Linked DNA regions of Homo sapiens: region 1 is linked to region 2. A link is a contact called in ENCODE Hi-C or POLR2A ChIA-PET data. All regions are on one chromosome and are shown on one strand. The core of a region is the stretch at or near the end of the contact, and the rest is flanking DNA. Distances in the headings are between cores, read along the strand shown. Region 1 holds the start of ZNF274 (zinc finger protein 274). Region 2 holds the start of ZNF765-ZNF761 (ZNF765-ZNF761 readthrough).

Evidence for each region. Hi-C counts contacts between places; a loop is a spot of excess contacts on that map. ChIA-PET counts read pairs that join two places held with the same protein, here RNA polymerase II (POLR2A). Pooled maps may share reads with other maps.
Region 1: a pooled map shows a loop between it and region 2 (6-fold over the local background). The contact joins the promoter of ZNF274 here to the promoter of ZNF765-ZNF761 in region 2. A Hi-C loop is called at or near these places in 1 of 50 pooled maps. POLR2A ChIA-PET finds 5 or more read pairs at or near these places in 2 of 52 experiments (A549 and CD8-positive, alpha-beta memory T cell).

What each region holds. Positions count from the first base shown.
Region 1 is chr19:58,181,762-58,184,872 of GRCh38, reverse strand. It overlaps ZNF274 (zinc finger protein 274), which reads right to left and starts at 1,812. Exons shown (of 8, transcript NM_133502.3): 1 at 1,431-1,812; 2 at 875-952. The coding sequence starts at 907. RefSeq lists enhancers at 960-1,149, 776-1,487, 1,400-1,819, 1,488-2,201.
Region 2 is chr19:53,393,534-53,396,600 of GRCh38, reverse strand. ZNF765-ZNF761 (ZNF765-ZNF761 readthrough) reads right to left here and starts at 1,452. Exons shown (of 13, transcript NM_001350496.2): 1 at 1,408-1,452. It overlaps ZNF765 (zinc finger protein 765), which reads right to left and starts at 1,452. Exons shown (of 4, transcript NM_001040185.3): 1 at 1,408-1,452. RefSeq lists a silencer at 1,383-1,582.

The DNA of each region.
Region 1 (3,111 bases), core at 563-3,062, 4.8 Mb before region 2:
GTGCTGGGATTACAGACGTGAGCCACCGCGCCCGGCCCCCTATTTCTTATTCATTTGAAAATTCTGACTTTGGGAGTGGTGCGTATGCCTCCTAGGGAATTCTCTGAGCTGCACCATCACACCCAAGCCGTCAGCCCCTACCCAGGGCCCTGATGCTTCTTTCTATCTCCTTCACCTGTCAGGGATCCATCCTCACCTGTCTTTTCTACTTGTTATTGAACTCTGCTGCTGTCACCTCTTGCTTGATGCCAATTTATCTGCTGAAATCTAAACATAAGCCTGATCCCTGCATAGACCTTTGGGAGGCCGAGATGGTCGGATCACCTTAGGTCAAGAGTTCCAGACCAGCCTGGCCAACATGGTGAAACCCCGTCTCCACAAAAAACACACACAAAAAATAAAAATAAAAAAAAAATTAGCTGGGTATGGTGGCACACGCCTGTAGTCCCAGCTACTCGGGGAGGCTGAGGCAGGAGAATCACTTGAACCCAGGAGGCGGAGGTTGCAGTGAGCCAAGATCGCGCCACTGCACTCCAGCCTGGGCGACAGAGGGAGACTCCATCTCAAAAAACAAAAAACAAACAAACAAAAGACCTGTCAATTACTCTTCCCAATATAAAGGATACAAGCAAGAGCCTTAACCTGGCCTTCAGAAGCCCCTACAATCTGGTCTCTATTCTAACTACACCCTTGGAAAACCAAGCAACCTGCGGTTCCACCATCACGCAGGATCTCTCATGCCCAACCAATCTCTACCCCCTCCCCGAGGTGCTCTGGAGGATGGGGGTATCTCAGGGAAGGTGGTATCTCACCACCATCCGCATCCTCCCAGGTGCAGTAGCGGACTCAAAAGCTGAAGGAAGCCTCTACTCACACAGGACCAGGCCGTCGGAAGCCTGGAGGCCATAGTTTCCTCCTTCTCAATGTGTCTCTGGTGGAAGTGGGCAGAGTCCTGAGGAAACCGAAGTTGGGAGGGGAGGGAGAGGCTTAAGGTGTCCGCTGGGGAGCTACCGCAGCCTCCGCCCAGGAACGGCTCCCTCAGCGGGAAATGACAAGTCCACCCAAACTGGAAAACGCCCAGAGTGAGTCATAGGACTCCCACAGGACTGGATAGGACCAGTTTTCCCCTCCCCGAGAGGACACCGAGCCTCCTCTGTCCCGCGCATCGGAGGGGATCGCCTCCCTGGCCCAGACCCCACGCTTCCGGAGGCGATCTGTTCTCTCCACCGCGGCGCCCCGAAAGCACTGTCTCCCCTCGGGGTTCCGGGTCACCGACCCCATCCCACAGAGCGGCGGGAGGACTGCAGGCACGGCCGGCTCAGGGTACCCGAGCTCGGCGGAAAATGCAGAGGCCGCGCTCGCCCCCAACTAACGGTTCTGGACCCGCCCAGCGCAGCCCCCGACGGACGCAGGTTTCGCGCGGCACTCACCCGGCGCGCGCCGCACAATGGCGCCCGTCGGCCGGCGGCGAAGTGCGTCAGCCCGCCGTCCCGAACTACAACTCCCAGACGCCCCCGCGGCGCGCCAGCTTGCCTCACCCAGCGGCGGCCATCTTGACTGGCCGGTTAGGGGCGGCAGGCGAAGCCGGGGACAGCAGGAGGAGGATACTCGTCGATGTCCCTCGGCGGTCCAGCTAGGCAAGGGGAGGCCTCTGGTGAGGGACGCTAGGCCGCAGGGCCCCACACTAATGTGGGCGGCGACCCGAGCTGGGAGAGAGTCGTGCCCTGCCACGAAGGCGACCACTCTTGGGGCAGAGCAGAAGCTGGAGAAAGGAAAGGCGCTGGACAGGGGTCAGGCCGGAAGTGCTGGAATGGGTGATGCTTGGTTGGGTGGCGGTGGGGGCGGGATTAATTATGACGTCCCTTGGGAAGAGGAAGGGCGGGTAGGGCCGGAAGTGCAGGGGGCGGGCCTAACTGGCCGTCCATCTGGGTGGAGGGGCGGGGACAGGGAGGGCGGGGAGAATGTAGGAGGCGGGGCTAGAGTCCACGCAACTTTTGGGGAAGGAGGGGGACTGGAAGACGGAAGTCGCGGGGGGAGTGGGGAGAGGTACTGAAGTTCCACCAGTTTCAAAGTCGAGAAAGAAGGGGAGGACTGGGAGAGCCGGAAGTGTGCAGGAGTTGGGACTGACGGCACTTATGTTTCTGGGAGATGGGTCCTGCCTGAAAGTGAGGGTGGACAGGGCCAAGTGTCCACTCAAGGTCAGGGAGGGGAGGGAAACTCGGAGGACCGGAAGTGTGATGGGAACGTGGCCAAACGTCCACCCTAGTTCTGGGGATTAGAGGAAGGGAGTAGGAAGGTCAGGGGTGTGCAAGGGGAAGGAGGGAAGACTAGGTGGACCACAAGTGTGATGGGAATGAGGCCAAACGTCTACCCTAGTTCTGGAGAGATGATCAGGGCTAACTGTACCCCAGGCATTGGGGAGGAGGAGCAGGATCCTCTGCCTAGTGTCCCCCTGTGGTCCAGTTTGCTCCTGGAAGCTGAGGTGCTCATGTCTAGGGAGAGGAAACCTAAGTCTGTAGCTGTCCAGGACCTGGTGTGTGCCACCCATCCTTGGGCCCAGGGTGCTCTCATCTTCCTTGGGAGCTCAGGACAAGGAGGTATTCTCTTGGCTTCCTCAAGGACCGACATCTGGTGTTTTCTTATCTTCCTTAGGTCCCAGGTCCCAGTATGGTCTTGTCTTCTTGGGACCTGAGGGCCCTAATGATCTCTCTCAGTGCTCAGGACCCTGTGTCCTCTTTCTTGATATTTCCTGGCAGGTCTCAGCAGCCCTCTGCCTCCCTCTGGTGGTCGTGTACACTGCCTGCTAAACTTGTTCCACGGGTTGTTGGTTTTTTTGGTCACTGTGGAGGATCCAACCTCAGGCTACACATTGTTTAATTGTTGCTGTTAGTGTGTTGATTTTGGCATAGGAGTATTTACTCAGAGACTGTGCAGATATCTTATAGTCTAATAATATTTCATTGGATTTTTCGTGTCTATTATAGATACAACACCATCCCCAATTAATAAGTAATTTGATATCTTCTTTTTCCATATTTCAACTTTAAAAAATTAACATTGTATAGTCCTAGCTAGTATGACAGAGCTATGTTAAGTAGTCATGTTTACTAA
Region 2 (3,067 bases), core at 203-2,702:
AGTGAAGAAAAAAAAAGTCTGTATTTAGCTGTTCTTGTTTTTCTTTCAATGCAGCTACAAGACCACCAGCTATGCAAGGCCACAAGTTATGCTATGCTATAGATTATGTGACCAATCATTACATGATTAACTGCTTTTATTTTGCTTCTGTAAGCCTGCTTATAAAAACCCCACTCTGTCTTTGTTGAAATGCTCAGCTTTTTAGATGTAAATCCACTGAGCCGGTGCGTACCTTAAATAAACATCGTTCTGTCTCCCGCATACCGGTCTCTCTAGTACTTAGTTTCCCGCAACACCATCTCTGCGCCTCCTCTGCTCTCCCTGTTACATTCTCTCTTCCCTGTTATACCCTCATCCCCACTCTCTAGCACCCCAGATCCCCAGGTGTCCTCCCTGCTGTGCTTCTCCCTCTGTTCTCCTTGCCACCAGCACCACTCTGCTCTGTCTGCCCTGGCTCCAAATCCCTCCTCCTCTCCCTCACTCTGATGAGCCTCCCTCTTTGCTGTCCCTCTCCCTACCTTGCTCTCTGTCCTTCATCTCTCTGTACATCTACCTTTTCTCTACATTTCTCCAGTTGCTTTTCTCCTCCTTTTTTTTTTTTTCCCCCACATTTGCTGTGTCTGGCAAATCCCTCACCCATCCTCTACTTTGCCATCTGTTATGAGTCTTTTTTATTCTTCTTTTCTGTCTCAGGTTTTCTACTGCTCTACGTCTGTCTCCTGATCCCTTTAGCCTACACAAGCACCGGAGGCTTTGGATAAGACACAGGAGGGTTTGGAGCAAAACGCCTGCATCCCGGGGGAGCGCATTTTCCAGGGGCTGGAGCTGGGCAGGCAAGAACACCCCGTGTCACAGGACAGGCCCCGGGCACCTCCCTAACTCGGGCTCAGGGAAAGCAGTGACTGTGGAGGCGAACCTGGGGAGCAGTAGGGCCCGCAAAAGGAGGGAGGCGGCGGCGCCACGGCGCCTTAAGACAAGGGTGGGGTCTGCAGGATCCCAGGACCAGACAGAGGACGCGGCCTCCTTGGGGCTGGGGCCGCCGCGCTGCGTCCAGCTGCCAACGAGGGCGAGACTGGGAGGCGCTCAGGGAGGGAATTCACCTCTCGGGTGAGGACTTTAAAAAGCGCGGGACGGGAGGAGTCAGAAAAAGTTTCAGAGCAGGAAAACTACGTGATAGAAAGTGTATACATTGCCCTATAGCAGAAACACCCGGGACGGGACCAGCCTCAGGGGGACCTTAAACCCAAAAGGAAGCGACCCCCGGACTCTCACGGGGTCGTCTCAACTTGCTCTGGGTGAAGGAAGACGGCTGAGAATTTCCAGGTTAGTGGAGACCCCACGCCCCAGGTACAGAAGCGCCAGGGACCTGGGAAGCACAGACTTAATACAAAACAGAGCGAAACTCACCCGCGGCGGTGGGATAGTCACTCCACGCCGTCCGCTTCCGGGTCTGCGCGAAGCTGCGCGCGCAGGAAAGAAGCCAGGCCTGGGCGGGACCCGCGAGGAGGTGGGCGGGCTTGGGCGAGGTAGGGGCGGGGCAGAGAGACTTTACCCTTTAGAACCGACAGAGGGCGGGGCTGTGGCGGGACCTGTGAGTCTCTCAGCCTGGCTCCCAGGGCCTCAGTTTTCGGGTTTTGGAGGCGAGACCGGCCAGGAAGGCTGAGGCATGATTCAAAAGCCCTGGAATTGTCTGGAACGGGGATGCAAACTGGAATGTAAAATGCAAAGCCCTGCCTGGATGGAACGTACGATTTCATGCTGACAGCCCACAAAACAGAATAGAAATCCTCTCCCTTTCCAGTCTCCATTCACTTGGGAGGGAGAGTCCACCCTGTGCTCAGCTGCAGAGACTTCCCTAGGGCCACCGCCTGGGATGTGGGACGGAATGCTCAGGCCAGCGAGGAGTGAGGTCACCACCTTCTGGATAAACACAGCAGGGATGTGGGCGCGGGCGCGGGAGACTGAGGTCCCAGCTACTCAGGAAGCAGCGGCGGGAGGATTGCTGAGCCTGGGGGTCCAGGCCAGCCTGGGCGACAATGTAACACCCCCTCCCGCAGGGCTCCCTTCCTCGTCACTCTCTCTTTTTTTTCCTTTTTTTTTAAACGTTTTAAAATAAGAGTTTGATTGTGTGAGATAGGGATCTAACAGTATTCTTTTCCATGTGGATATCCAGTTAGTTGCCTCAGCACATTTTTGGAAGAGATTTATTCCTTTATTTATTTACTTATTTCTTTTGTTTTGAGACAGAGTATTTCTCTGTCGCCCAGGCTAGAGTGCCGTGATGGGATCTCGGCTCACTGCAGCCTCTGCCTCCTGGGTTTCAGCGATTCCCCTGCCTCAGCCTCCAGAGTATCTGCAATTACAGGCGCGTGCCACCATGCCCGGCTAATTTTTGTATTTTTGTAGACGAGTTTCACCATGTTGGCCAGTGTGGTCTCAAACTCTTGACTTTAAGGGATCCACCTGCCTGGGCCTCCTCAAAGTGCTGGGATCACAGGCGGGAGCCACCGCGCCTGGCCAAATACTTTTTACTTCACTTTCTAATTGTTAAGAAAATACAATTGAAAACGAAACAAAAAAATCTTCCCCCAAATGACAAAACATCTCCATGACGATAATAGAGAAAGAAATAAACACCATTTTATTAATAAGTAAGCCTTAGACCAGAATGTGATGGGAAATAGAGGCAAAGAGCTAAGAGGTTGAAAAAAGAGAAAGACACTTCACAGTTCTATACAACCCATTAAGTACATGTTTTCAAGATAAACACTAATCAGTCCTCAGGGAAAAGGACTTGACAACACCCTTGGTCACACATAGTTCATCCTGGCTCTAGTTGGTAATGGAGGTGACCATCTGTGTCAGCTAATTAGCTTCATGCAGAGGGAGGGGGAGAAACACTAACCCATGTCTTTTTGACAAGTGTGAGTTTTACAACATGGCTACAGGTGCCCTCTCTGGTGAGGCTCCTACAATGTGACAGAAACTGATGTCAGCAGTAAATAATAACATTTAGAATTTATGATTAAGTATAGAGTTTATCTGAACACAAAGCATGAGGATAGCC